Regions from separate parts of the Homo sapiens genome. Here regions 1, 2, 4 and 5 are each linked to region 3. A link is a loop called in an ENCODE intact Hi-C map of the cell type or tissue named here. Cell type or tissue: endothelial cell of umbilical vein. All regions are shown on one strand. Links, peaks and the distances in the headings refer to the core of each region. The heading gives the core; the rest is flanking DNA. Region 1 has its middle 190 kb from the start of IL15. Region 2 overlaps IL15 (interleukin 15). Region 3 has its middle 14 kb from the start of LINC02432. Region 4 overlaps INPP4B (inositol polyphosphate-4-phosphatase type II B). Region 5 overlaps INPP4B (inositol polyphosphate-4-phosphatase type II B).

What was found. A loop is a pair of places that touch in the nucleus more often than their neighbours do. Peaks named below come from ENCODE experiments on the same cell type or tissue, not always from the same donor. Only the 100,000 strongest peaks of a DNase experiment are listed, where the experiment ranks them.
Region 1: a loop joins it to region 3, with 6 times the contacts of the local background. A loop is called at or near these places in 2 of 110 quality-filtered maps.
Region 2: a loop joins it to region 3, with 2.7 times the contacts of the local background. A loop is called at or near these places in 2 of 110 quality-filtered maps.
Region 4: a loop joins it to region 3, with 4 times the contacts of the local background. A loop is called at or near these places in 10 of 110 quality-filtered maps.
Region 5: a loop joins it to region 3, with 6 times the contacts of the local background. A loop is called at or near these places in 5 of 110 quality-filtered maps.

What each region holds. Positions count from the first base shown.
Region 1 is chr4:141,822,651-141,829,511 of GRCh38, forward strand. No RefSeq gene overlaps it. Among named protein-coding and RNA genes, the nearest start is that of IL15, 190 kb to the left of the region's middle. In endothelial cell of umbilical vein, for the core only: no CTCF peak of the experiment used is centred there; DNase peaks (open chromatin) are centred at 3,171 and 3,881; H3K27ac peaks cover 1,962 bases.
Region 2 is chr4:141,683,368-141,690,228 of GRCh38, forward strand. The region is part of intron 2 of IL15 (interleukin 15); the gene reads left to right. Among named protein-coding and RNA genes, the nearest start is that of IL15, 50 kb to the left of the region's middle. In endothelial cell of umbilical vein, for the core only: no CTCF peak of the experiment used is centred there; DNase peaks (open chromatin) are centred at 3,234 and 3,734; H3K27ac peaks cover 504 bases.
Region 3 is chr4:141,343,397-141,350,257 of GRCh38, forward strand. No RefSeq gene overlaps it. Among named protein-coding and RNA genes, the nearest start is that of LINC02432, 14 kb to the left of the region's middle. In endothelial cell of umbilical vein, for the core only: a CTCF peak has its summit at 2,971; DNase peaks (open chromatin) are centred at 2,965 and 4,945; H3K27ac peaks cover 428 bases.
Region 4 is chr4:142,094,067-142,099,066 of GRCh38, forward strand. The region is part of intron 23 of INPP4B (inositol polyphosphate-4-phosphatase type II B); the gene reads right to left. Among named protein-coding and RNA genes, the nearest start is that of IL15, 460 kb to the left of the region's middle. In endothelial cell of umbilical vein, for the core only: no CTCF peak of the experiment used is centred there; a DNase peak (open chromatin) is centred at 2,075; H3K27ac peaks cover 1,453 bases.
Region 5 is chr4:142,119,609-142,124,608 of GRCh38, forward strand. It overlaps INPP4B (inositol polyphosphate-4-phosphatase type II B), which reads right to left. Exons shown (of 26, transcript NM_001101669.3): 19 at 4,980-5,000; 20 at 3,684-3,807; 21 at 2,520-2,637. Among named protein-coding and RNA genes, the nearest start is that of IL15, 490 kb to the left of the region's middle. In endothelial cell of umbilical vein, for the core only: no CTCF peak of the experiment used is centred there; a DNase peak (open chromatin) is centred at 2,583; H3K27ac peaks cover 1,492 bases.

The DNA.
Region 1 (6,861 bases), core at 911-5,910, 480 kb after region 3:
ACAACATCAAAGAACAGATAGGTAATATAAGCAGAGAAGTGGAAACTAAGAAAAATAAAAAAGAAATGCTAGAAATCAAAAACACTGGAACAGAAGTGAAGAATAACTTTGATGAGTTCATGATTATATTGGAAATAGCCAGGGAAAGAATCAGTGAGCTTGAAGATAGGCAAATAGAAACTTTCCAAAATCAAGTGCAAAGAGATGCAAAAGAAATGATAATAATAATACCACAACAAAATGGCCAAGAAATGTGGGACAACCTCAAAAATTATCAAACATGCATAGTTGGTCTACAACATGAAAAAAAAGAGGGAACAGAGAAAAAGAAATATTTGAAGTAATAATAGCCAGGAGTTTACCAAAACTAATGAGAGATAACAAACCACCAGATCCAGCAAGCTCAGAAAACACCAAATGGAATAAATACCCAAAAATCTACACCTAAGCATATCATATTCAAATAGCAGAATGCTAAAAACAAAGGAGCCAGAAGAGAGAGAGAAAAAAGGAACTTATCCATAGAGAAATAAGGATTAGAAGTGCAGTGAACATCTCTTCCGAAATTATGCAAGTAAGAAGACAGGGGAGTGAAATTTTGAAGTGTTGAAAAATTAGTCACTAACCTAGAATTTTATATTAAGCCAAATTATTTGTTTAAACTGAAGGAGAAATACTTTCTGAAATATACAAACACTGAGAGAATTTATTGCCATTACACTTGCCCTGCAGGAAATCTTAAAATAAGTTCTTTTTTTTTTTTAAACCAGGAAGAAGTTGAATCTCTGAATAGACCAATAACAGGATCTGAAATTGTGGCAATAATCAATAGCTTACCAACCAAAAGGAGTCCAGGACCAGATGGATTCACAGCCGAATTCTACCAGAGGTACAAGGAGGAACTGGTACCATTCCTTCTGAAACTATTCCAATCAACAGAAAAAGAAGGAATCCTCCCTAACTCATTTTAGGAGGCCAGCATCATTCTGATACCAAAGCCGGGCAGAGACACAACCAAAAAAGAGAATTTTAGACCAATATCCTAGATGAACATTGATGCAAAAATCCTCAATAAAAAACTGGCAAACTGAATCCAGCAGCACATCAAAAAGCTTATCCACCATGATCAAGTGGGCTTCATCCCTGGGATGCAAGGCTGGTTCAATATACGCAAATCAATAAATGTAATCCAGCATATAAACAGAACCAAAGACAAAAACCACATGATTATCTCAATAGATGCAGAAAAGGCCTTTGACAAAATTCAACAACTCTTCATGCTAAAAACTCTCAATAAATTAGGTATTGATGGGACATATCTCAAAATAATAAGAGCTATCTATGACAAACCCACAGCCAATATCATACTGAATGGGCAAAAACTGGAAGCATTCCCTTTGAAAACTGGCACAAGACAGGGATGCCGTCTCTCACCACTCCTATTCAACATAGTGTTGGAAGTTCTGGCCAGGGCACTTAGGCAGGAGAATGAAATAAAGGGTATTCAATTAGGAAAAGAGGAAGTCAAATTGTCCCTGTTTGCAGACGACATGATTGTATATCTAAAATAAATTCTTTAGGGAGAAGGAAAGAGATATAGATCAGAAATTTGGATGTACATCGAGAAAGAGAGAACATCATAGAAAGAATAAAGAAAGGTAAACTAAAATCTTCTATTTTTCTTATTCATAATTGATCTAAAAGATGACTGTTGGTTGAAAGCAAAAAATAATAACAATGTAATGGGTGATTATAGGAGATGGATGACTAAAATAAATGGGAGCAATGACTTAAGGGAAAGGATTGAGGAAGTGGAAATTTGCTGTTACAAGATAGTTGCATTATGTGCGAAATGGTATAGCATAATTTGGGGGTAGACATAGATTACTAAAAAATGTATATTGTGAACTCTAGACAACCACTAAAAATTTGTTGTAAAAATGTGAAGTTGATAGGATAAGATGGGATTTAAAATAAAATAATAAACATATGCTTAATTAAAACCATAAAGCAGACAAGAGGGAAAAAGAAATAAGGAACAAATGCAATGAATAAGAAATGGTTACAAACAATCCAAATATATCAATAATCACTTTAAATGTGAATAGTCTAAATTCACCAATTAAAAGATGGAAATTGTCAGAATGGATTAAAAAAAGAACACCTAAAAACAGCTGTCTAGAAGAGACCTATGTTAAATATAAAGATTCGGGTTAATAGTGAAAGTGTGTAGCACCACTATTCACCTTAGCCAAAAGGTAGAAACAACTTTATTGTCCATCAATGAATGAATGGATAAACAAATTGTAAGTATATAGATATAATGAAATATTATTTAGCTATCCAAATAATAAAGTACAAATATACATTAGAACAAGGGTGAACCTCAAAAACATTATGCTAAATGAAATAAGCCAGACATAAGAGGCCACATATTATGATTCCATTTATATGAAATGTCCAGACTAGGAAAATCCATAGAGACAGAAAGCGTATTCATGGTTACCAGAGGCTGTAGGGAAACATGATTGAGGAATAACTGCATATTAGGTATGGCGTTTCCTTCTAGGTTATGAAAATGTTTAGGGATGAGACAAAGGTGTTGGTTGCACAACATTGTTGATAGACTAAATGCCACTAAATTGCTTTAAATAACTTTAAAATTGCTAATTTTATGCTATGTAAATTTTATCTCAAAAAAAAACATGAAGGGTGGAGAAAGATATGTTATGCTAAAACTAATCAAAAGAGAGCTGGAACAACCATGTTAATTTCAGACAAAGTGGCTTCAAAACAAGAAAAAATGCTCATGGATAAAGAGGCGCACTACATAAAAGAGTGGGTTCTCCAAGTAGCCATAACAATTATAAATGTTTTTGCACCTAACAACAGCGAATAAAAATATGTGAGGCAAAAACTAATACAACTGCGAAGGAAAACAATTTTTGCTATTATAAGTGAAGACATAAACATCCCCTCTTTCAGTAATGATAGATCAAGAAGGCCGAAAATGAGGTTACAGTTAACCTGAAAAGCACCATCAATCAACTTGATATGATTGGCATCCTTAACTTGACAAATATTGCCTACAAATTATTTGCAACTGATATAATACTTAATGGTGAGAAACTTGACATTTTCCTCCTAAGATTAGGAATGAAGTAAGAATGTCCATAACCATTTTTAGACATCATTATACTGGAATTCCTAGCTAGGTCATTAAGACAAAGAAAGGAAATAAAAGGCATATAGATTGGGAAAGAATAAATAAAACTTTCTTTACAGATAACATGACTGTTGATGTAGAAGTCCTCAAAGAATGAACAAAAACAAAAACAAATTTCCTGAAACTATTAACCAAGTATAGACTAAGGAGACATAATAATTAAATGCAATGTGATATCATAGATGGAATGCTGGAACATAAACGGAACATTAGGTAACAAAGAAGCTGGAATAAAGTGTAGACTTTAGTAATGACATATCAGTATCAGTTCATTAACTGTATCAAATGTACTATACTAGTATTAATATGTAAATAATAGGAGAAACTGGGTGTAGTGTATGTAGAAACTCACTGTATAATCCTTGCAATTTTTCTACAAATCTAAAATTGTTTTAGATAAAGTTTATTTTAAAAAGAAATTAATTTTAGGCAAATATCTGTCTGCTTAGAGAGAGAAGAGACTAGCTGAAGTCTCTGGTCCATAGAATAACTGCTGTTTGATTACAAAATGGGTACTTAACAACGGAAAAAAAAAAAGAAATAAATAGCCAGTGAATCAAACCAATGATATCACTGTTACAGAATTTCTCAGAAGAGATATGCTATCTGCTTACATTAGAAAAATGTTGCAGAAAAAAATGTCTATGTAAGCTAGCATTTGAATCACTTAATCTAAACAAGCTCCTAACCTTCCTGTGCTTAAGTTTCCTTCTCTGTAAAATGGTAATAAATGTATCATTTATCTGATACAAGTGTTAGGAGCACAAATGGGTTAATAATGGAAAGTACTTGGGATGGTGTCTGGCAGAAAGTAAGCACTCAGTTCATCATCATCATCATCATCAAGTAAGTTATAAAATGCAAGCTAGAAATGCATGTGGAATCTTCCCTGATGTCTTTAAAATTGAAATGGTTTCTCTCATTTCTCAAGCTTTTTTAGGCACCTTTCAAGGCAATATTTGTAAAAGCCCATGAGGCATGAGCAAAAATGTGTGTGCTATGATCTTCTATGTTCTCTGCAGTTCCCACCTTGGTTTTCTTCTGCTGTTGCTTTGAGACCTGTTATTTCAAAGAGGAAAAAGAAAAGCAAATTCCATACAAATACTCTGAGTTTCAAGTAGGGTTAAAGCATCGATGGATAAAGGTATCCTTCTGACAGTAACACAAGCTAATGTGAATTTTTGTTTGAATTTTTTCTCTCTGCTCTTGGACAGGGACAAACATTAAAAGGATTATCCAGGGCATGATAGCTCTTCTCCAAAAATAAGCTATTTGTGTGACATTCCTTTCTGGTTGTCACTTTTCTTTGTGTCAGCTTGGAAAAAACTGACAGAATCACTTTGTCCATGTAATTCAAACAATAAAACATTGAGTTGTGTAATTTTAAGGTGCCTTCCAGTTCCAAGATTCTATGATTTCAGCCATTGAAGGTAATGTTGGAAAAGAGTCTTTTAAATGTTATGTTCTTATAATAGTTTCTGTGTCATTTTTCAGTCAATGATAATTAGTGTCACAATTAGGAAAATAGATCCTAATGTTCATTAATGATGAAGTCTAATATTCTAAGGTGTTGTGATATTGTAAAATAATGTATTTGGTCTGTCCCCATTATGCAACTCTTAAAATCTTTGGAATCTCCAAAGTGATGTCTTTTTGTGTGCCAGTGAGTTAACTGATGGGTGGCAGCCCCTAGGTAGCTGCAGGATGGGAGTTAGTCACAGGAAAGACCAAGACATAATTAGAGGGTTGAAACTTTCTGCTCCATCCCTGAATCTCTAGGGAGAGAAGAGGGCCTCAAGATTGAGCTAATTATCAATAGCTAAGTATTTAATCAATCATGTCCACATAATGAGACTTTCATAAAAATCTAAAAGGACTGAGTTCAGAGAGCTTCCAGATAGCTGAACACGTGGAGGTTCCTGTGGGTGGTTCGCCCAGAGAAGGCATGGATGCTACATGCCTCTTCTCACATGCCTTGCCCTATATTTTCCTTCATCTGTATCCTTTGTAACATCCTTTGTAATAAACCAGTAAACATAAGTGTTTCCCTGAGTTCTATGTGTCACTCTACCAAATTAATAATCCCAAGGAGGGGATCATGGGAATCACGATCTATTGCTGGCCAGTCAGAAGTATAGGTAAAACAACCTGGGGCCTGCATTGGGCCTAGGAAATGGATGGGGGCAGTCTTGTGGGACCGAACTCTCAAACTGCAGGATCTGATACTGTCTCCAGGTAGATCATGTCAAAACTGTATTTAATTAGAAGACACCCAGCTGATGTCCACTGCAGAATTGAGTGCTTGTTTGCTATTGGGGAGAAATTCCCATGAATCTGGTGTCAGAAGAGTGTTTTGAGAGTATAATGGGAGAAACTGAGTTTGTTTATTCCTCCCTACACAGGTTTCATTTAGTATTATCTTTTCTTTGTCATTTCCTTTTCTAAATGTAAGAGCAATGTTTGATGGTTATAGGGGGAAGATTTTTGAAGGCAGTTGATAATATTGAAGGTTTGAATAACAAATACAAATATATATGCATATATGTATGCATATATATATATATGTAAGATTTAAGCAGAATAACCGTGCATTTATTACTAGTCAGTCATTTACTATCTTAAGATGAGATTGATGATTAGTTGTTCTTTCTTAATGTGCTGGGACAAGAGGAAATAACTATTAACAAACCACTAGAGATTTCAATTTGGTGTCTGGAAAACATTTTCTGGAAGGCTAACAACTTTGAAATGAATACTAATGCAAAGAAAATTTTCTGTAAAGGTAATTTGAAATTGGAATAGATGTTCTGATAGGATGTTTCTTGGGGAATCATGATGAAAGTGTAAAGGAAGGCCCCTTTTGGGATCTGAACTTCCTGGTGTGATTGAAGTTGGACATTATTTCAGCTATACACACTTCCTCAACAGTGTTGGAATTGAAGCTGTATTGCTAAGCAGAAGTGTTTCATTTGTTATTCTCTAGAGATTCTACTGATCAAGATTTGTGACTTTCATCTTAACTTCACTTTCTCTAAGGTTAAAGTTTCATTTTGAATTACTTGTTGATGTTTCTATAACTTTTTCTCTCATTCAAAATTTTAATCAAGGAGAAATCAGTTTCTCTTTGAAAAAAGGAAATGAGTCTTTGTGGGTTAAGCATAGTTTGTAAATCTTTAAAACTGGCCAAATTCTGGAGCCGAATTCAATTGACAAGTCTAAACTTTCTTCCTGAGTGACCAAAATTATAAAAGACTCTCTGTGAGGTCAAAATAAGTCCTAAATATAAGAGCCACTGTTCCTCCAGCTGAGAGGCATCTTAGGTGACAAACATCTTATGGGAGTGTTGGAAGTTATCACTATCACTCATGACATGAAATATTCTTACTGGAAATCCCTTGAGAAGAACATACAGGAAAGCTTGCATAATCTGGTGGGCATGCATAAAGGCTGATCACCTAGTGCCTTAAGCACCCAAGTTACTTAGGACCACTAAGATTCATAAAAAGGAAGAACCAACTCAAGAGTGACACCTTGAGAAACTATTCCCACAGTCAGCAGACTTGGTACAAAAAGCTTCCATGAAGTCTTTTGATCTTCAAGAGGAAAATAGAAATTATGGGTAATCATGCATCTAA
Region 2 (6,861 bases), core at 971-5,970, 340 kb after region 3:
TGAGACCCGCCTGCGCAACACGGTGAAACCCTGTCTCTACTAAAATACAAAAAATTAGCCTGGCATGGCGGTGTGCACCTGTAGTCCCAGATACTCGGAAGGCTGAGGCAGGAAAATTGCTTGACCCTGGGAGGCGGGGGTTGCAGTGAGCCGAGATCGCGCCACTGCACTCCAGCCTGGGTGACAGAGTGAGATTCCGTCTCTAAAAAAAAAAAAAAGAAAAAAGAAAAAAAAACAATAGTGGACTGTTTCTCCTCTTGTTTGTTATAGTAACTGCACTGTGCGAACCTGGAACAAGTCATGTAATAACTTTTGGCTCACTTTTATCTTGTCCATATATTAGGAAAACATTCTCAAGTGTAATTTCACATTATTATTAGAATAACAGTTATTTGAAGATGGAGATGATGTTAAAGATACAGAAAAGAGCTTTAGGTCGGGGAGAGAGCAGTACAGATGTTCTGGGGAAAAATGGCATTGCTCACATCTACTTTTATCTACAGCAAGGATTCTAAAGGGATTTATAACCCAAACATATTGCGAATGGATTTGTAGAGAGATTAATAACTAGCTTTAGTAGACAGGCTGAAATGTAGACACAATATGAATACTTGATACATAGCAGGGTTTTCTTCGCCAAAAATACACTTATGGAAGCAACAGTAACAGAGAGTGCTACAATGCAGGTGAAAGACCCTGTTGGGGATATGTGTTGGAGAAGCTGGGAGATTTCATGCTATGACCTCAACTAATTACGACCCAGCCTGTACCCAGACAGCTAAAAATTAACACAGAAGTTTAGCATGTAATCAACTATAAATTCTCACTCTTCAGTACTCAGTAGTCTTTTTTTTCTGTTAAAAGATTGACCACTGATGACCAGGAATTGTAAATGAATTTATTCAAGTAGAAGGGCTATTTATCAGATTAGGATCTTAGTTTATCTAATAGGTAAACGACTGGTCTGAGTTTTTATACTAGCTGATGTTAAAAAGTGATGTGTAAATTTTTTTTCTCTTCAGTTATGTATTTAATTACTGACTAATCCCTGTCAAGTATAATTGTTAGGCAGCATCACTGTCTAAGAATCTAAAGTGATATCCCATTGCCGAGCAAATCATATCAGATTCCTCCGTTTGGCTTTGAAGGACACATGCAATCTGGCTTCAACCTGCCTATCCACATGTATTTCCTTTGACTTCCTTCAATACTTTTCATTCAGTGGCACCTCTTAGGTTTTCTCATACTTGCTATTATTATTTATGCTAGGTCTATATTAGCTTGGAATATCCTCCTTCTTTCTATTCAAACTTTATCCACTCTTCAAAACTAACCTCAATTACCACCCATTCCAAGGCCTTCTCCATTTGCAGCAGTGTTGATTCAGTATTATTTATTATTTATTTTTTCATTTATTCACAATAACTCAACAAATATTGAGTGTCTTCTATGTTACAGATGCTGTCCTCACCTAAACATGAATTTTTATTGCATGTAGAGTCATAACCAAGTAGTATACTGAGTTTGTAGTTTAATATTTATTGTATCTCCTCTATAAAACTGAGCTTACAGTGGCAGTGATTATGTCTTTTTTTTTTTTCTTTAACAAAGAGGTCATGAAATAGTGTAAGTCAAAACCAAGTAGGGAATTACAAGGCTGATTTGTATTTCCTCTTGGCTACTACTTAGTCATTCGATGATTCAAATCAATGGACATTTATTAAACTTCTGTCATGTACGTTGCGATGTTATACACTATAGGAGATACATAGACAATCACTTAATAGAGTCAGTATTCCAAAAGAGAGAGTCTCTATTTGAGGTCCTAGGACCCCCCTAGAGAATTCAATGTTTTAACTTCAGAGGATTTTATCTAAAGTTTGGATATGTGCTTATATGCATTTTTCTGAGGAGAGGGTGCATAGTTTTTAGATGTTAAAGATGTAATTGATAATTTTTTGAAAAGGTTGAAAAGCTCATGATCTCAGTATGTATGAAACAAGTACACAACTAAAGAACAAGAGTCATAAAAGAGCAACAAACCCTAAGCTGTGTTTAGAAAGAGGTAAAATGATATCTGACTGTGGTCATTTAAGGAAAAACTTCCTGAAAGAGATGACTTTTGGAATATATGCCATGCATTTTTTGGCCTCAGCTCCCTCATGGAAAAAAAGGTAGATTATAAAATCTCTGCTATTTTTTCCGAGATACAAATTTATTTCTTGATTCAATCACCAAGTGCTCTTCAGAATGCCAGTGACATCATAGGTACTCAGAAAACATCTGTTAATTGGTAAATCTGAAATTAAACTTCAGAAATTTATAGCTACAAATATATCTATTGAGTTGAAATTTTAGAATATTATTGCATTAGCTTCCTAATGTTCCATGAATGAAAAGATTTATCAGATGTTTATATACCATTAATCACAATCTTCCACTTGGCAGATCAGAATGTTTAATTCATTATTTCTCCTTCATTTCTTCATAACATTTAAAAATATCTTTGTATTTTGTTATTCTTACTGTTACAGCCATTGGGGTCGCCTCATTAGTCTTTATGATTTGTAGGGGCAGGAACTCTCTTAAACCTGTTTGATATTATTTAGAACCTAGCACATCCCCCTAATCAAAAAGGGGCACAGTAGGCTGGGCGCAGTGGCTCACGTCTATAATCCCAGCATTTTGAGAGGTCGAGACGGGCAGATTACAAGGTCAGGTGTTCGAGACCAGCCTGGCCAACATGGCGAAACCCCGTCTCTGCTAAAAATAAAAAAATTAGCCAGGCATGGTGGTGGTCACCTATAATCCCAGCTACTCAGGAGGCTGAGGGAGGAGAATCGCTTGAGCCCCATAGGCAGTGGTTGCAGTAAGCCGAGATCATGCCATTGCACTCCAGCCTGGGCAACAAGAGCAAGAGTTCATCTCAAAAATAAATAAATAAATAAATAAATAAATAAATAAATAAATAAAAGGTGGGAGGGACACAGTAAATATTGAATCATAAATGAAAGGCTGCATATCAAGGTGCATCAAAATAATAAATTTCCTATTTCATTATCGTCCAGAATTTAAAGAGCATGAGCCCAGAAGTGAGACCACATGTTCAAATCCTGACACTGCCTACTCCTCTGTGAGTCACCTTTGACGAGTTCCTTAAATTCGTCATTCTCAGCTTTCTTGTCTGTGGAGTGTGGTAATGACAGTGCCTACCTCATACGGTTATTGTGAGCGTCAAATTTAGTGCTTGGCAAAGTGCCTAACACATCATAGGCAAGAGAGAATCCAGGTTCGTAGGGCCTCAAGCTTTTACAGTGTCTGAGCTCTCTTTAAGAAAATGAATTTCAAACTATGAATTCAAAATTAGCTAATTAGAACATTTTAAAGGTATGTCTGTAGAGTGGGAAATTATAGGCAACAAAGGTCTGAAAAATACCCCAGTTATCATCAAATATTATTGTTACTAGTAATTTCCTGGTTCATTATAATACTTTATTTTCTACACATTTTTAGATGCATACACTCAGATTTCCTTTTTCAAATAATAATTTTAAATATTTTCTATAAAGAGAATAGAAAGAAAATTCATTCTTTAGCAAAGGGGATTGAAATTTATTAATTTTTTATTGTTGCTGGTTTAGGAAGTATTTATTTACTTAATTCATAACATATTACTGGAAATGCCACATTCTGACTTCCTCCCTGGCTTTTTGCCCAGGAAGTTCATTGTTTGGAAGGAAGCCTTAGAGAAGTTCAGGTTTTGGGTCTCACTTGGCATGGTCTCAGACAGGCCAGTGCCTTGGCAGTGGCTCCATCCTGGCAGCCTCCTCTTGATTCCCCATCTTCATCCTTGTAAGCAGGGCAGGTCTTTCTGTGAGAGATGAGGGGAGGAAGTAGAAAGTAGCCAAGAGCCTGGGAGATAGTGGTGACAAAGCTTTGCTTTTACATTATTAGGGTCACAGGTAAGGTCCAAAATCTCCCTGAAGTCCACTGGGGTTAGGTTGTCATTGAAGTGTAGATAGATTTAAGGAAATGCTGGCAGCCTGCCTGCTGACAGCATCTGCTGCAAACTCAGGATGATTTTTAGGAGGTAGAAGGTGAGGACAGGCTAGGACCACTCTCCACACCTCCACTAAAGGCCTGAGGCTATTACTTCCTCAATATAGGCAGTGCAGGTGAGGAGCTCTGAAGCCTCAACTCCATTAATTCCATGGTAAAGCTGCTTCTGACTTGTAAGTGCTCAGTAAATTAGCACTTACCCGAATTGTTTTACTCTTTCATTGGCAAATTATTTTTCATTAAAACCCTAGGAATTTTGCAGTGAATGCCTTTTTAAATTTTATTTTATTTTTAAAAAATTTTTGCAATAATTGTGTTTCTCCTCTTTATTCCAAACAGGACAGAATTCTAAATAACCCAGCCTTTTACTAAAGTGAATTTGAAATGAGTTGTGATAGAGCAAGTTTGTTTAATACCTCATGATCATGTTAAGATCTAATCATATTGAGAAAAAAATGCCATATTCATTTCATTCTTAAATATCATTTCTAGTGGATACCGTTCTGTGTCCCTAGATCCTTTCAGAGATGAAGAATTTGTTATCCCAGTTGTTGGGAGTGCTGCTTGCTACTTGTCAAGACGACAGTTCTCTCTGGGACAAGTTCTTTTTGTGCAAGATCACAGCCACTCCCTAAGGGCAGCTTACACCCAGCGTTTCTTTAATAGGAGTGGAGTAGGGTTGTTTACAAAGGCCCTGGTCTAGTGCACCCCCTGAAGGATCATCCTAGCTTCAGAGTTCCACAAAGTCTGCCTAGTGACAGAATAGTGACCTTACTTCTCCACCCTCTGACCAATTTACGTATCCTCCCTTCCCTGACATGTAGTGACCCTGAAAACTTTTTCCAGTATACCTTGTGTACATAAACCAGTCTCAGAGTCTCATTCTTAGAGACCACTACCTGAAGCATTTTCAAAATTTTCAAGAGGCAATAATGTGTTAAATAACAGCTTCTCTGGGGATGAGGGAGGAGATCGCTTTAAAAACGTGATCCAATTCCAGAAATGTTCAAGTTGAAAAAAATCTTACATTCAAGAAAGTGTGCTATCAGAGTATACAAGAGTGCTATAATTGCTGTATGTTAGCTGTGACCAATAACCTGAAGCAATTAGAAGCCTTTCACTGAAGCCACTATCTATAGAAAGGTTAAAGATTGTTGTTCTTTCCTTTTCTCAGTGGAATTTTCTCTTTATATGCTCTTTTGGCTTGATCTCTTTGGAACTCATGGTTTTAGACCATTGCATTATATATCTCTAGTTCTGCCATCTCTTGAGCTTCTAATTTACATATTCATCTGTCTGCCAGAGTCCTTTTGTTGATATCCCACCAGCCTCCCAAACTTAACATGTACAACACTGAGTTAACTTTCCCTCAGATCAGTCCTGTCTTGTTTACAGTTTCAACTAGTGGCCCCACTGTGTCCGGAATTGATGGGTTCTTGGTCTCACTGACTTCAAGAATGAAGCCGCGGACCCTCGCGGTGAGTGTTACAGCTCTTAAGGTGGCGCATCTGGAGTTTGTTCCTTCTGATGTTCGGATGTGTTCGGAGTTTCTTCCTTCTGGTGGGTTCGTGGTCTCGCTGGCTCAGGAGTGAAGCTACAGACCTTCGCGGTGAGTGTTACAGCTCTTAAGGTGGCGCATCTGGAGTTGTTCGTTCCTCCCGGTGGGCTCATGGGCTCACTGGCTTCAGGAGTGAAGCTGCAGACCTTCGCGGTGAGTGTTACAGCTCATAAAAGCAGTGTGGACCCAAAGAGTGAGCAGTAACAAGATTAATTGCAAAGAGCAAAAGAACAAAGCTTCCACAGTGTGGAAGGGGACCTGAGCAGGTTGCCACTGCTGGCTCCGGCAGCCTGCTTTTATTCTCTTATCTGGCCCCACCCACATCCTGCTGATTGGTAGAGCTGAGTGGTCTGTTTTGACAGGGCGCTGATTGGTGCGTTTACAATCCCTGAGCTAGAGACAAAGGTTCTCCACGTCCCCACCAGATTAGCTAGATGCAGTGTCCACACAAAGGTTCTCCAAGGCCCCACCAGAATAGCTAGATACAGTGTTGATTGGTGCATTCACAAACCCTGAGCTAGGCACAGGGTGCTGATTGGTGTATTTACAAACCTTGAGCTAGATACAGAGTGCCGATTGGTGTATTTACAATCCCTGAGCTAGACATAAAGGTTCTCCAAGGCCCCACCAGAGTAGCTAGATAGTGTCGATTGGTGCATTCACAAACACTGAGCTAGACACAGGGTGCTGATTGGTGTGTTTACAAACCTTGAGCTAGATACAGAGTGCCGATTGGTGTATTTACAATCCCTGAGCTAGACATAAAGCTTCTCCAAGGCCCCACCAGACTCAGGAGCTCAGCTGGCTTCACCCAGTGGATCCCACACTGGGGCTGCAGGTGGAGCTGCCTGCCAGTCCTGCTCCGTGCGCCTACACTCCTCAGCCCTTGGGTGGTCGATGGGACTGGGCGCCGTGGAGCAGGGGGCGGTGCTCATCGGGGAGGCTCGGGCCTCACAGGAGCCCATGGAGGGGGTGGGAGGCTCAGGCATGGCAGGCTGCAGGTCCCGAGCCCTGCCCTGCAGGAAGGCAGCTAAGGCCCGGCGAGAAATCGAGCACAGCGCTGGTGGGCTGGCACTGCTGGGGGATCCAGTACACCCTCTGCAGCCGCTGGCCCCGGTGCTAAGTCCCTCATTGCCCGGGGCCAGCACGGCCAGCCGTCTGCTCCGACTGCGTGGCCCACCAAGCCCATGCCCACACGGAACTCCAGCTGGCCCGCAAGCGCCGCACGCAGGCCCGGTTCCCGC
Region 3 (6,861 bases), core at 899-5,898:
ACTGAGGAGCTCCGAGGAGCTGTCATGAAGGCATCTGATACCACAGGGTTATTCGTCACTGTGTAGCAGGTCGGTCCCAACTGTGGGGAGCCCACACAGAAGGTAGGCAATGTGTTTGACCAATGGCATGGTGGGATGGTTTGGAATGGTTCAACATGGCAGAAAGGAGTGATTAAAAAGATAATCAAGAGAGATAGTAAACACAACATCTGAAGCAGAGGGAAGCCAGGATGCAGGTGGCATCTGAAATTACTGATTGATAAGGCAATTCCATACTTCTTCCCTTCTTTGAACTAAAAAATCTGGGATATTTATAGATACCTGAGAAGGAAGAAGGGCTGACATCCTGTTAATTTTTAGGCACTGCTCTCAATCTGTTGGATCCACAATGTTTTTTAATTCAAGAACCACCTGAGTTACCATTACAATTTGTTTTGGGGGACAATGAAATATGTAGACTCAGCCAGAAAGAAGGGGGTTAGGGGACTCTTAGCTGTGGGTATGTGGATAAAGTTAAGAAGGTGAACTGAGAAATCAAACAATTGAGAACGACAGATGCCAGACTCAAGAGCATGAATTTATCCTATAGGCCATGAGGAGCCAATGAAGATTGCCATGTAGTGTAATGACATAGGGGAAGAAAGATTATACAATATAGATTTAGATTTGATCCATGTGTGCAGGATGGCTTGGGGTTCATGCCAGAGGATCTGGCATAAAACCTTGTCTAACTAATGGGGGCCTTGATCATAGATGTGAAAGAAGAATGCTAAAGAGTAGATGTGAGGGACATGAAGAAAACAAATGTTAGTAAGATTGGGGACAGATTGGATGTCTAATTAGATGACTTACTCACTTTAATCTCTTGTATTAACTTTAATTGTTAGATACAACATATATTAAGCTACAATTCTATTAGTTAGTACGCAGAGTGAGTTAAATAGGCCATCACACATCTTTCAAGAGTTTCTAATTCAGAATAGGCAATCATAGTTTTAAAAAGCACACAAAACAAATTATGTAAGAAAATTAATGATTAGGAAGAGTCACCTTAAAATAGTGTACATTCTGAGTTACAATACATTTTAAAGGAAATGCAGTTTTATTGATTTCAAGTTTATATAGAACTAGGAGTTCTAGGTTAATATTAAGTAGAAGAAGTTCTGTTTTATTAACAGATAACATTTTAAAAATTAATATTAGTATTAATAGGTAAAATTTTTCAAAATAATTTTTAATCATAAAATTTGTCCTATCCATTTAAAAGTTTGGGATAAATTTGGTCAGAATTTAAGAAGTTCTTTAAAATATGTAATTATATTTGATACAAGTGTAAGATAATTTAGAAACCCAGAGAATAATATAAAATTCTGGGACTAGGATATTAACATTTCTAATGGTCTACCAAACCATCTGGGCAGCAATTCTAGAGGAGGAATTCAAGGAGTTGTTTCTGGAGTAGAAGAAGAAAAGTACTTGTAGGTTTGAGCCCGTGCCTCCTATATATTTGTTATGGACTGAAATGCAACCCCACAAAATTCATATGTTGAAGCCCTGACTCAGTATGTATTTGGAAATAGGGCTTTTAAGAGAGTAATTAAGATTAAATTAGATCATAGGTATGGGCACTAATCCAGTAGGATTGATGTCTTTATAAGAAGAGAGAGGGACACCAGAGCTCTCTCTCTTTCTGTGAGTGCACAGAGGAAAGGCCACCTGAGAGCATGGTGAAAATGTAGCCGTCTCAAAACAGACCAGTTCTGAACAAGATGTTAGTGGTCATTTTGGGATTTTCTCCTCATCTTTGCTAGTTGAAATCTTAGATGGTTGAATTTACATTATAGCTTCATGAATTAATTGAACTTACTTTAATTTAAAAGAATAGTGAAACTGGCTGGTTTTCAAAGCACCTCTGACCTCTAATATGTTCCTCTATCACGTGGACTTGTGTTGTCATAATTAAGATTTTACCACCCAGAATGGTGGGCAACACAGAGATCTGGAATATTTCTTCTTCCGTTTCTTTCTTTCTGTTTCTCTGTCTTGTATGATAGTGACGAGCATGTACTTATGAACTTAAAAGGCATAAGGAAAAATTAATATTCACAGAAGTAGTTGAAGTATACATGCCTTAAAAAATCTGTCATATGGTTTGCAATTGTTTCTTGTATTTATTTTTAAACTTTGCATTAAAGAAGCTGACATTCCTGTGGCCTTGGAACTAGACCCCAGCTTTCCAGGAAAAGTAATTTTTTATGGCAATTAGATGGCTTAGACCAAAGCTTTTAACAACTCAGAGTCTGTCGAACAAGAAGATATTATCTCAATTCCTTTGTTAGAAAAGAAGATTTAAATTTCATTATTACTTCTTATCCATTTGGGAAAATAATGCTTCTGGTAAAAATGCCATTATTGTGTATGTTAACATTTAAGATTTGCACATATAATTCTGTCATAACTCCTCTAAGCCTGATCAAGCCAAAAGATGAGTATTGGGAATTACTATTTAAAGAGGAATCAGTCAGAAAAATGCCTGAGTTACATTTATTCAGATTTTAATCAATTAATTGTTCATTTAATAACTTGCTTATTTATTTTTATTTACTAGGTACCTATATTATACGTAACACTATGGACAAATATAATAAAAATCAAAATGTGACACTACTAGAAATAGCTTACTCTAAGTCAATTTCCTTCCAATAATTTTAGGGCAAATAGATGAATTCTGATATTTTTTGTTAAAATAACTCTTCATTTAAAACTGTTGGTGATTCTAGCCTTCTCTTGAATCTTGTTAGAAAAGGCATATGATTGTGGCTTTGAATTTAATTTTACAAAGTGAGGTTTTCCAGCTTCATAATAAACTACAGACCTCATTTCCAAGGGAATCAGTCATAAAGGATGGAGAGTAAATATTAATGTTCCAGTTCCTAAAATGTCCTTTAGATGTCTCTGTTTCATATCTCATGTGGACCAATACAGCAGGCCACTGGGAAAGACATTGCCTGAAGCTGGCTTCCTGACAAGTTGAATTTGTCCTCAAAGGACAAACGAAGCTCTTTGAAAATAGAATTTGACAAAGTTAATGAAAGAAAAATGTAGATGATGGCATGCAAATATATCATTACTACTTCATAATATTTTTATAACCCAAAAAATCATCTATAAAGGGGAGATGTCCTTTTCTACTTAGCTTGCAGACAATTCTGTTGCATAATATAAATTTAACACTATTTGGTTTTGTAGTGCAATCTGTGTTTTTATTAAAGCATATTCATTCAAGCTGGTCTTGAAAGAATCTTGAATGAACAGTAGAATGAAAGCTAAGATGTGATATTGATAAAAGGGGACTTAAGTAAACATCTAAATAATGTGCATTGATAAACCTTAGCCTTTCTCCCTCTTAACATACAGAAAGTGAGTAGGTGTGGCTTAGGTCCAATGGGCAGTATATTAGGGGATTTCTCTATGGAGTAGTTGATTGGCTAAAGGGAAAAGATCTACATACTCTGAGATTTCTGGGTTTTAATCACCCTACAATGAGGCCCACCAATTCAAATGTTCTGCCACCCAGACAGAGCTACTGATTGGTTATAAATTTGAATAGGTAGACAGGGACCACTAGACATGTGAAGAAAGCATCTCATTTGAAAGTCAGAGCCAAGAGCAAGATGAAAGGAACTCAGAGGAAGTAAAGACAGTGTAGGAACAGAAGAAAAAAATGATAAGATAAATATCCTAGGGAATGCGGGAAATATATTTTACTTCTGAAGCAATAACAGGGAGCTATAAAAATAAAAGAATAAGAAATTCATAAGAAAAATATTTTCAGCAGAAGTAAAAAAATTTAATAGAAATACAAAAGATAAAGTGAAGACTCTTCCAGAAAATTAGAACAAAAAGAGAAAGACATAGCAGATAAGAAAGAAAATATTTTAAAAAAATCAGTCGACCAAATCAGGGTCAAAATGTTTAACTATTATGTTTTCAAGAAAGAGAATAAAAATCAGAGAGAGAGGGGAAAAAATCTTCAAGAAATAATGTAGGAAAACTTGTGAGTATTGAAAGCTTTGAATTTCTAGGTTGACAGCCATCTGAGTGCCCAAAAATGAATGATAGAAAATCTGCATCAACACATAACAACATGAAATTTCAGAACCGTGAGGATAAAAAGACAACCCTAAAAGTAGCCAGGTAGAAATAACAGGTCACATTCAAAAGATGGTACTCAAACAATGGAGAAGTCCCTTCAAACTTGTAAGGAGAAATGAATTACAACCCAGAATTACAAGCTCAGCCAAGCTATCAATCAACTGTGAATGTAGAATGATATTTTCCAATATGTGGGATCTCAAAAAATGTGCATTCTGTTCATATTTCTCAGAACACTATTATGTACTTCATCAGAAAGAGGACCAACAAAAAGAGGAAGCCTCTGCATCCAAGTAAAAGATGCTACATGACAGGAGAGGGATAAAGGGACTATCTAAACGATGGTGCAGGGAAGTCCCAGGATGACAATTGTGTAATGAATCTGAGAACAGTCAGTTCAGGTCAGAAAAATTAGCCCAGAGAACTTCAAGTAGTATGTTTCCAAACTAAACAGAACTGATACTACCCAGTGCTGCACATTTGATCGCTGAAAATTATACTTCCAACAAATCAAAGATAATCAAAATACTATTTTTGTCTTGCATCGTCCCTTTATAATTTTTCAGTGGTGGGATTTTTTTTTTACTATTTTTCTTATGAATAAATTTTCTAGAAGTCTACATAGCCAATGAGCTCACTCCTAGAAGCTATAGAGCCCTGGAGGCAGAAACAGACTAGCTGTTTACCAAGCCTGTTTCTTTTTCTTCTGTTGCACAAACATAGTGTTTCCCAGCTTCTCTTGCAGTTTTGCATGACCACGTAACTGAGTTCTGGACAATGCACATGTAAGAGGAAATGACATGGCACTTCAGGGCCATGGCTCATAACAAATCTTGATACAAGAGGCTTCTTGTTTTTTCTCCTATCAGATTCATGCAGAAATGAACCTAGTGGCTCCAAAAGCTGTATGTTAATGATGGTGGAACCCTAAGGTGGAAAGAGACTGGGTTTCTAAGTCACTGCTTGGCGCTTGCAGCATAGTCAACTGTGAATCAAGAACAGGCATGTCAGGTGGTAAAAAAGTATACTTCTATTGTCCTGCCATCACAGCACATCTAGCAAAACTGTCCTCTGGAGACCTGGAAGGCAAACCATGTTTCTAGTCAGCCTATGGCTTGGGAAAGGGTTTGGAAAGTCAGTCATGGGCTTTACCTTGTGTTTCCAGCAAAGTCTTACTAAAAAGGGATGAGCTTAAGAAAGACTTGGCTATTTTGAAAGCAGAAATGAAAGTGAAAAGAGAAAGACTGAAAATTTGGGCCCTTGAATTTGAGGCTTCAATCTTAGATATACTCTCAATATGTCAAATAGACTATCCAATTCCAGACCATAAATAAAACTGCATTTGGTTTAATATCCCATCTCAATGGCTCACCTGAAGTGGACCAGCTGCTTCCCGTGGAAGAGGGGCAGGTAATTTTTCTATCCTCTTGCCCACTTATATGCTACTTATAAGTTGTCATTGCTGTTGCCATGGGAATGGAGTCAGAGACTAGAAAGGCAAAGGATGCAGGGAAGTTTATGCTAGCTCTGATACTGTAAGATGGGCAGATGTCTGCAGGTGATTTTCCCTCTTTGGGTTGCTTTGGTGGCTCTGCAGGGTCACCCCCTGTGGGGCTCATCTGGCTGCAACAACTGCAGCTCTCTAGCCCAGTGCTCAGCCCCTGGGTTTAGGGAACCACTATCCACTCTCTATTTTGGTTAGAGGCTCATTACACTTCCAGAAAGTCCTTCTTGGACAGAGCTAAAGGTGGCCCCCAGCTAGCTCTCTCCTGAGGTCCTCATCTCCTCCACCAGAAATACTTTACTGCCCAAAGAGCTCACCAGTTGCCCCTCCTGCTCCAGTAAGCCTGTCAGATGCCAGTCTTACCCTCTCTCAAGCTCCAGGAGACTTATCTCAAACTCTCCAAATTGGCCAAGTGAAGCCCTTTTTGCAAAAGATAGCACTCCATTGCTCCCCTTGGAGAAGGTGAAACTCAGTCTAGCAACACATGTAAACACACACCCCTCTTAACAAATTGTTCTCATCTCCAATATTTGGACCCTTTTGTATTCTTCAGTGGGTTTGGAACTGCCCAACTGGTTCTCTGATAGCTCCTTTGAAAATCTACATTTTGGTTTGACAATTCTCTTTGGAATTTCATATATTATATATTGTGGTGAAAGCTGAAAATTCCAATTTAATGTTAATGAGGAAAAACTCACTGTTTCCTCTACTCTCAACACTTCACTTCTGACACCAAATGTGTGGGATATATTTTTCCCACAGCAATCAGTTCTCTCTGGATGCCACTTATGTGTCCTACAATTCAGTTACGGTACTATCTACCTTGCAGTTAGTGCAGACCCCATAGGTTGAAGGCTCAGTCCCACAAGACTGGGCCCCCACCCCAACCCCTCCACTTCAGATGCCAGTGGCATGGCTTGGATATCCACATTACCCATAACATTTGTCCAACTTGGCTACAAATGGAAGGTTTACACGACTTTCTCCTGAGGTTTGATATTTTGCCCTGATGGCTCACAAAACTCAGGGAAACACTCACTTATGTTCACTGCTTTATAACAAAGGATATGATGAAAGATGCAGATGAACAGCCAGGTGAAGGCGAGGTCCTGAGCACAGGAGCCTCTGTCCCCATGATGCCAGGGTGTGCCACCCTCCTGTCCTGTGGATGTATTTACCAACCTGGAAGCTCTCCAAGCCCT
Region 4 (5,000 bases), core at 1-5,000, 750 kb after region 3:
CATTCATAATTTGATTTCAGAATTTCCAAACAATTTAAAGTCATGTCAAAAAATCTAAAGATGATTTGTTAAATGGCTCTCCAACTCTAAACTCCAGTCTCCTCAAGATGCCTAAGATAGTTCAAGCACAGACGATAGAGCAGAGTGGGAAAGGAAACAGGAGTATGAGAAGGGCTTTACACAAATCCCCAGTTCAGTCTTCTTGTGAGCCAAGTTAAACTGGGTGAACAACTACTTTTGCCCATACTCAAGTGGCCTAGGTGCTGGCACTGAAGGCAGTTTAATGGCCTCCTTTGTTTCACCTAGTCAAACTCCCTCATCCCTGCATTTTACCCCAATGATAGCCCTAGCAATAAATGGCTCCTTGAGAGTGCATTCTCCACACAGAAGTCTGAAAAACAGACTAAGAATGGATTTCTCAAAATTTAGGCAGAGAAGGGACACAGCTTTTGAGGTGATTTCAGTGTCTTACCTCCCTGCCCGTGCAAGAGCCAGACTGCTAGTGAAATACACCAAGGTCAGATGACAGCCCAGGGAGGCAGACACATAACCAGCCCTTCTCCAAAAACCAAGGGCTCACCTTTTCCATGCCTCTCCTGCTGCCTATAATGTGGAAGGAATTAAATCACAAACTGTAAGAAAGTCAGAGAAAAAGGGAGATGGTTGAGAAGATTGGGGCTTTTTCCAATAGTCACAGTATGTGGCCTACCTCTTCAGGCTCCTGGAGGCAAGGAAGAATGAGGTCTTGAATCTTTCTTACTATATAGAATAAGTTAAATTAATAATTTCTGAGGTATTAGGTATAAATGAGGTAAAATACAGGAAGATGATGAAAATAAAGCTGTGTTGGAAGGCTCCAAAATGAGGAAAGAGGTAATAAGAATATGAAACCTATAATTTATTCCATTCATATGGCTCCCTTTTTTGACTTGATGTGGTCTCTGATTTGGTAATCTGGGACACTCATATATTTACAGTTTATCAATGGCAACAAAACATATTAATCTATTAATGTGCTCACACTGTTATTTTCCGACCCACTTGATAAAGATAATTTTATCCTTGAGACTTCAATTTCTCACCCTTACTTAGCCTCTAAGGAGAGTTTCACTCTATCTGACATTCTGTGATGCAGAATTGGGAGAATGATAAAATAAAGGCTGAAGAAAAAGTGGACTGGAAACAAAAGACGTTGCAGTTGTGGTTCAGGGAGGAGGAGAATGGTAAATAAAGAGTGAATGTTTGGAAGAGTGCTATGCCAAATAGCTGAGTGAATTACAGAGTTGGAAAAGTGGATCTAAAAAGTGAAATAAGAATTTGTTAATTGTCTTTAATTTGATGTTTCATTGAAGGTTAGAACTAACGTAGTCACCTTTAATCGTTTTTCTGTTGATTGGACATCATACTAACAACTTCTTGTTAACAAGAAGTTAAATTCAGATATTTATTTCCAAAAGGGATGATGAGTCTCAATATTTTCAGTATCCATCTTACTTTGCAGTGTCAGACCAGAGAACTTATCCTAATGATGATTTCAGGAGCTCACCTATAGGAGCATTCCAGAAAGAAAAAAGTATGCTTTGTTTGAAAGATTATCAGAGAATCAGTGATTTCACGAAAAAATTAAGATAAGTCAACATAGATTGCAAAGACTATAGAAATGACAGAGAAGGAGAGAGGCTATTGGATAGGGATGAAATTTGGTTCAAACAATTGAAAAAGCTTCACGATCAAATTTAACTAGATTGTTGTTTGTTTCTGTTGTTTGTACACAGCAGAAATATAACTGTTGAAAAGCTCAGTGTACCACAATTATCGTCTTAACCATCTCTCTAATATTCATAAGTACATGTGACACTTTTTAGTCACAGAAATTGACAGTGGAAATTTTAATATTAACTTCTTTTCCCTGGTGAGATAATGGTAGAATTTACTTTGAAGTACAAGGTGTATACAAAGTAATTATTCTCATTTGGCTGACAATGAAATGCAGGCATTGAAAACACTAAATGACTCACCTAAGTGAGCTTTCAATTGAATTTATGTCTTTTGATTTCATGCCATTATGTGCAGACTTACTAGACTGGTATACTGGGAGGCCAGCCAATCTTTCGTGAGTAGTAGAATCTGGAATGCAAGAGTTAGACATTCAAAAAAGATGAGAGCCTCAGTGAAGAGAAAATAATGAAGAAAATGTAAGGATGATTGAAAGGCAAGAAAATCTAAGTTTGTACCTACACATACTACAACAGAATAAGGCTAGCTAAAAGATTTGACGACTGTAATTTATGAAGACCACCAAATAACACAGACATTGCAACATAGATAGTAACATAGATCAATGTCTGGTTGGCCAAGCAGGTGGACCTTTGTATATGTATATGTGTGTCTACCTTTGTTGCTTGTACTGCTGTTTGTATTTCATAATTTGATCGTGTCTAAAATTTAAGGGACATTAAAAGTCTATGTAGTTTAACATGCATTGAGGAAATAAAAATTGGATATTATTTCTTCTCACTTTTTCTTTTAAAAAGAAACAGAAGTGCTTCTAAAGATAGTAGTTAAAAAATTCTCTCAATCTTTTTAATGCTAAAAAAGCATTAAAAACTTCAAAAGATTAGTGCATCAGAGTTTCTTCTGCAATGAGTTTAAAATAAATTTGTAATTACAAGTGTGTAAAAATATATGAACAGAAAATAAAAGTATGGTGCTGGAAATATTCCAATATTTAAAAATCTACAATCTTCAGTTCACTGCAGAAGCCATTAGACAGCAATGGTGGAGCAGCAGCATATAAATTAAAAGAACATTTGACTGGGAGTCAGAGAACATGGAATTTAGTCTCTCTTCTCCTGCCAAAGGGTATGTGAATGACCCCAAGTCCCTCATAGCAAATGATGGGGTTGGACTAGGTCAGTATTTCTTAATCTATGTCCTGGGGAACACTTATTTAAAAAATGCAAATGAGGGTTTCAGATAATTTTGTATGTTCCCATAATGAAAAAAAAGCTATTTTAAATAAAATTAATTTAGACACTATAGATTAGGGTTTGCAAACTATGACTTGCAGGCTAACCCCAGGTCATACATTTTTTTATTTTTGTAAATACATTTTTATTAAAAGTCAGCCATGTCCATTTTTTGTTTATTTTATGTTATTTTTATTTTATTTTATTTTATTTTATTTTATTTTATTTTATTTTTTGAGACGGAGTTTCGCTCTTGTTGCCCAGGCTGGAGTGCAATGGCGTGATCTTGGCTCACTGCAACCTCCCACTTACTGGTTCAAGCAATTATCCTGCCTCAGTCTCCTTAGTAGCTGGGATTAGAGGTGCCTGCAACCATGCCTGGCTAATTTTTTGTATTTTTTAGTAGAGAGAGTTTTTCACCATGTTGACCAGGCTGGTCTCAAACTCCTGATCTCAGGTGATCCACCCACCTCAGCCTCCCAAAATTCTGGGATTATAGGTGTGAGCCACCATGCCTGGCCTGATTTGCATATTGTCTATGGCTTATTTTGCCCTATAGTAGCCAAGTTGAGTGGTGATGAGATCATATGGCCCACAATGCTAGAATTATTTACTTTCTGGCTCTTTACAGAAAAACTTTGCCAGCCATCCTACAGACTTTCTCAGAACCTTCAATGTGATAATGTGAATTCCAAAATAATTTCACTATTTAATCCTTGTATCACTCAACAATTATTAACAGAAATAGTGTTACTTTTCATAGTCTTCATTAACTATTTCCAAGATCCAACAGCTTTCTGCTGTTTGACTCTTTAAAACAACCAACTAAATGACTCAACTTATACCATGCATTCAACAAATGTTAATGGAATAGAAACAACGTGCTAGTCCTCCTGGAGCTTACATTCTGGTAAGGAGTCCTGTCAAATAATGTAAGTGACATATTGCATGCTACATGATGATAGAGGCTATAAAAAACTTTAAGAGAGAAGGGTTCCAGCGGGCAAGAGATTGCAATTTTAAAGAGGGTGTTTAAGAAAGGCCTTACTGAGAAAGTGACATTTAGGCAAAGACTTAGAGGAGGTGAGTGAGTGACCTATAAGGGGGAAGGCATTTAAGATAGGGCATAGAGCCACTAAAAAGTCCCAAGAAACAGCAAGAGGTCCATGGGGGGCAGAAGTCAGTGTGGAGCAGAGTGAGGTAAGTGTGAGAGAAAGCGGTGGAGAAGGATCAAAGGATCAAAGGGGTTGACTGTATGGTGCCTTAGAGGCCACCGTAAAAATGTAGGTTTTTATTCTGAAAACAAACAAACAACAACAACAACAACAAAAAAAAAACTAACAACATTGGGGGTTACTGGAAGAGTTTTAGGAGACACATAATGAGACTTTCATTTTAAAACAGTCACTTTGGATGTAGTGGATACGAATGGACTAAATGAGAAGTGACAGAAGAAACAAAGATGCTAGGAGGAAGCTGTTGCCAAAACCTAGAAGAGGTAAGAAGGGTTTTGCACAGGGTAGTAGCAATGCAGGTGGTGAGAACTGGTGGCATATATTTTGGAAGTGGAGCCAGTAAGATTTTCTGATGGACTGGAAAGGGGATGTGAAAGAGGCGACTCAAGGGTGGCTATTTTTTTCCCCAAAGCAACTAAAAGGTTGAAATTAATATAAACGTAGATGGGGAAGACTGTAGGAAGAACAGCTTTTTTAAGGGCTTATCAGGAACAAAGATTAAGGTGTTAAGCAGGATACAAGAGTTTAAGGAAGAGAGATGGGCTGGAGATGTAGATATGAAGATTGATAGTTAATAGCAGGTATTTAAAGCAACTAGGCTGTGTTCAATTGGGGAGCAGAGTAGACATGCATGGACTGAATCCTAGGTCACTCCAACATTAGATGTTGGAAAGATAATGAGGAATAGAGATTTAAAAGAAGCAGCCATAGAGCAGGAGAAATCACAGAGTGTGGTGGCTGGGAAGCCAAGTGACAAAAGAAGTAAGAAATAACTATGTCACACTTGTTACTAGAT
Region 5 (5,000 bases), core at 1-5,000, 780 kb after region 3:
ACACAGGATGGGGTACATCATACATTGGAGTCTGTCGTGGGGTGGGGGGAAGGGAGAGGGATAGCATTAGGAGATATACCTAATGTAAATGACGAGTTTATGGGTGCGGCACACCAACATGGCAGATGTATACACATGTAACAAACCTGCACATTGTGCACATGTAGCCTAGAACTTAAAGTATATATACACACACACACACACACACACACACACATACACATATATATACATATATACGTATATATGAGTTCTATATATATATACATATATACGTATATATACGTGTGTATATATATGTATATATATAGAACTCATTACCTAAACCCAACTTACAAATATTTCCTTCTGAGTTTTCTTCTAGAAGTTTCACAGTTTTAGCTCTTACATTTAGATCTATAATCTATTGTGAGCTAATTTTTGTGTATGTGTAAATTCTTCTCTTTCCATATAGATAAACCAATTGTCCCAGCATCATTTTTTGAAAAGATTCTCCATTCTCCATTGAATTACCTTGGCAGCTTTGTTTAAAATCAATTGACTTTAAAGATAATAGTTTATTTCTGGACAGTAAATTTTGTTCTATTAATCTACATTATATACTTATGCTAATACTACATTGTCTTGATTATTATAGTTTTGTAGTAATTTGTGAAGTCAGAAAGTGTAAGTTTTTCCACTTTGTTCTTCTTTTACAAAATGTCTGGGTCCTTTGCATTTACATATAAATTTTAGGTTAGGCTTGCCAATTTCTGCAAAAAGACTACGGAGATTTAGATAGCGATTGCAATGAATCTATAGATCAATTATGGAGAATTACTAAACAATATTGAGTCTTCTAATCCATGAACACAGGCTGTCTCTCCATTTAGTGGATCCTATTAATTTCTCTCAGCAATATTTTGTGTCTTCTGTGTACAACATTCAGACTAACTTTGTTAAGTTTATACCTATTCTTTTCGATGTGATTATAAGTTAGACTCGTTAATCTAAACCACCATTTCTGACAACTTTCAGGACTGTGCTATTTCCTACTCCAATCCAAGTCAAGTCAGCCCCCTCTGTTAGTGAAGCTGCTGGTGTTAATGGCCTTGCCCTAGGAAATTGTGTTCACAGGGCCAGGGTTGATGGGAGCAGCCCTCAGCAAAATGCCACAGACTTCTACTGATGCTGCCCAATGTTCACTAGTTTCTCACAAATAAGTACTTCTGAATTTGTGGTGTGCATCCAATTTATTCTGTTTATCCTAAAATGGTTGTTTTGGATTGTTATTTCCAGTTGTAATATTCCTTTTGGAGAGAGGGTGTGCTAAGCTGCTCACTTCATCATTCTAGGAGCCATGCCCCTACCTGCATGATCACTTTTGAGTTTCAATACTGTTTGAAGAACTTCCTCAGAAAAAGCATGCTGTACTCTGCCTACACTAAATGGCCTGGTAAGCTTCCCTTAAACATTGTGATATAAGTGTTAGTGTTTCACTTTTGATAGTAAACTTGAGAGAAATATAGAATTGTACTGTTTTTCAGGTGTGCGTATGAGCAATTTTATTCTTTTTCTCCCAAATGAATGGCAAGTTAAGCATTAATTCTAGGTAAATATTTAGTTTCTGAGGATGTGGGTTTTTTTGTGAGTAAGAAAGTCACCTTTCAGTCAACTATGTGGTTCTGGGTATCCTTCATAACATTTAAAATAATTATTATATGTTTACTATCAACAGGAAAACAAGTTTACTTTGAACTTTATACTCAGTGTGTTTTGCATCTCTCTCTAGCATGAAAAGGCTCTCCCTTTTGTATGTTCATATGTTTTGAACATGACCCCAGAATGTTTCAAATTTTAAATATCCTCATGCAGCAATTAAAAGCACTAACACCGGAATAGTTTGGACCTCTGATTGAGACAACTTACTATAAGATGTACCTCTTCTATTGGAGGTCTGTTCTACACACCATCATTTTTCTTAATTATTTCTGACATTTTGCCTATCATACACTGACCTTCGAAGCTATTTATTGAAAACCCTTCTCGGAAATCTCATAGTCTGAGAGTGAATTGTCAAAAATAATTAAGAAAAATGGTGGTATATTCCCCTGACACAGAAATATATCTTTTCTAAAATGTTGCTGCTTTTAACTGAATTTAATTTAAAGTCATTTCAAGAATTATGAGTCTATTAACTGAACAACTCCCGCAAAAGTAAAAACACCCAGAGCTTTGGATGAGATAGTAATAAGGAGAAAAATGTTCTCATGCAGGCTATTATTTTGAATTTCTTGTATTTTGTGGGAGAGTACTGCCATACTCAACTCACTACAATTTAAAACATTCATGAGACTTCCAGGAGTTTTTTGAGATTGTCCCCTATCATATCATCCATGTGTATTTCTTACCAAAAAGGAAAAGAAAAAAAACAAAAGAAATATTCCCAAATCAAACCTGAATTCTCCTTGCCTCCTCTGACAGGAGTTAACACGACATGTCTAACAAAGCCTGGTCTTCAGGAAGTGAGCACTGCTTACCGTCTTCCTGTTATAACTGGCAACACATCATTGGATTTGGCTTCAATTATTTTAAATGCAACTTTCTTTAAATCGGAAATGCCAACGGCCATGTCCTCTAGCATTCCAATTTCATCGCCTAAACAATAGAAAAGGCACTTAGCTACAAACAAACATTTGAGGAAAATGTCACTAGCTACTATGCCTCCCTGCTGGAATTTGTTCTAGCATTTTATTGAATGAGTTTCTGAATGCAGTGAACCTACTCTAGACACTTTTCCTCAGAGGCTGAAGGTGTTTCTTAGTGAAATGAGAACCATTTCAATGGACTTCAGAAGTCAATCTACCCTTTGAGGGAAGGAAGAACGTGGACATTTGCTGTGAGGCTGGAGAGAGTGTTTTAACCCCTTTGTGATTTGTGCACCTTTCTTTCTACTGGCAGGACTGATATCTGTTGTCTAGAAATAACAGAGGTAGCTGAATTTATCATCACTGACCCAGGTTCATGCTAGTTTTGCATCTCCATACATTAACAAATGAAGCCTGACAGGGAGATCATTAAGATTCCAGATCAGCACTCTCTAACAGAAATATGTGAGCCACATATATAATTTTAAATTTCCTGGTAGTCATTTTTTAAAAGAGTGAAATTAAAAAGGTAGAATTAATTTTAATAATATATTTTACTTAATCCAGTATATCCAAAATACCATTTCAATTGTAAATTAATATGAAATTATTAATTATCAATATAAAATATCTTTTAAAACTAGTTTTTGAAATCTGGTATGCATATCTAGTACTTATTGATTTGGACTAGACACATTTCAATTACCCAAAAGTCACACAAGGCTACTATATTGAACAGTGCAGTTCTAGACATTACAGGGTTGAGACTTTAAAATCCAGTCATTGCAACTATGTTGGCACAGAGCCTTTTATATTAAAAAAGCCAGATGGCTGCTCAGGAGTCCACTCTGAAATAATCTATAATTCCATTTTCAAAGCATAATAGGAGGCAAAAGTAAGTTACAAGGTGAATGCAAAAAACTGAAAGTTATATTATTTTTGTAATACTTGGCACAATAAAGGTTTACTTATTTTTATGTTTTCTTGAAAAATTTCTGGATTAAATGTCCTTCTGAATAGAAATGTGATTTTAACTTGTACTAAAGCAATACTCACTGTATGTACTTAGCAGTCCTTCATATTGTACTATCAACCCCACTGTGTGAAGCTGCTGTAGGAAGCCTGGGTCATACAGACTTGTCTGTAATTTGATGATAAAACCACAAACCAATCCAGCAAGCTGAAAAAAAAATATTGATGAGATTTACTGCAGTTAGCAAACGTATTTGTTTTATTTTGAAATATTTTAAGACTTCTGAGGCATCACAGATTCGATTATCAGGTATGTATAACAAAACTACAACTATTTGGTAGGCATAGTAAAACAAGTTGACAGTCTTTGATCTAGAATTGCTGTGTATAAAAGTCTTGGGGAAGGTAGAAGTGCAAAGGGAAAAAGAACATGGACAGGAGTAAGGTTGATAGGTCTTCAAATCTTATATCTACCATTTCTAACAGTAAATTCATAAACACTTAAGCACTTCCAAATCTTACTATTTTTTGTACATGTAAAATAGAGATGATAATAATCATTTCACAGGGTCATTAAAAGAACACAATGACGAAACATGTATGTATAAGGCAGAGCATATTTTCCGACACCTGGTTAGCTTCATGTGCCACTGGACCATTCATGAAATAGTGGGGGAAAGCGACAGTTTGGTTAAAATATTCCCTTTTCCTAGAATGTTTAGAAAGAGAAGTCTTCTTTTTCTTTCTCTCCATATGTCCTGTCTATAAAACTCAGCCATGAGGATGGAGGCAGGTGGGGAGAAGGAAGGCACCAGCACACCCACCGTGATGGAGGCAGGCCTTGGCATTATGAATCATGTTGGGTGTAGGCAAGGAAGGTGGCCCTGTCAAACCTCCTATTCGAGCCTTACTGCCCTGAAAACTTATTTTAAAAACAAAATAAGAGATAATTGTGAAATCCTGTCCCAGGATTCATGGGGGAGCTGTACAAATAAGCGACTGCAAACAGATCCCCTTTGCCAAGTCCTAGCTTGTCACCTGGAGTGCAAGTCAACAGTCCCTTCCCTTACACTTATGTAGATCCCAGAGCATAATACAAAGATGATGACCACTTCCTTCACGGACTTCATGCCCTGTGAAGCAGAATTTACATGTTAGAGACTTGGCCATCTCTTTTCAGAAATAAATACTTAAGGTCTCATAAACTCTTTGCTTAGGATATTCAGCTGATATTTATCGTGAATAAGAAACATGGGATACCAAAACTTTAAGGATCTTTTTAAAAATAAAGCTGTCCCAATAAGAATTCTATTCATCATCAAGGATAGGATGTTAACAATCCGGCATTGTTTTGTACTAACAATAACAACAGGCACCTACTGCTTGGCTGAAGACGATGTC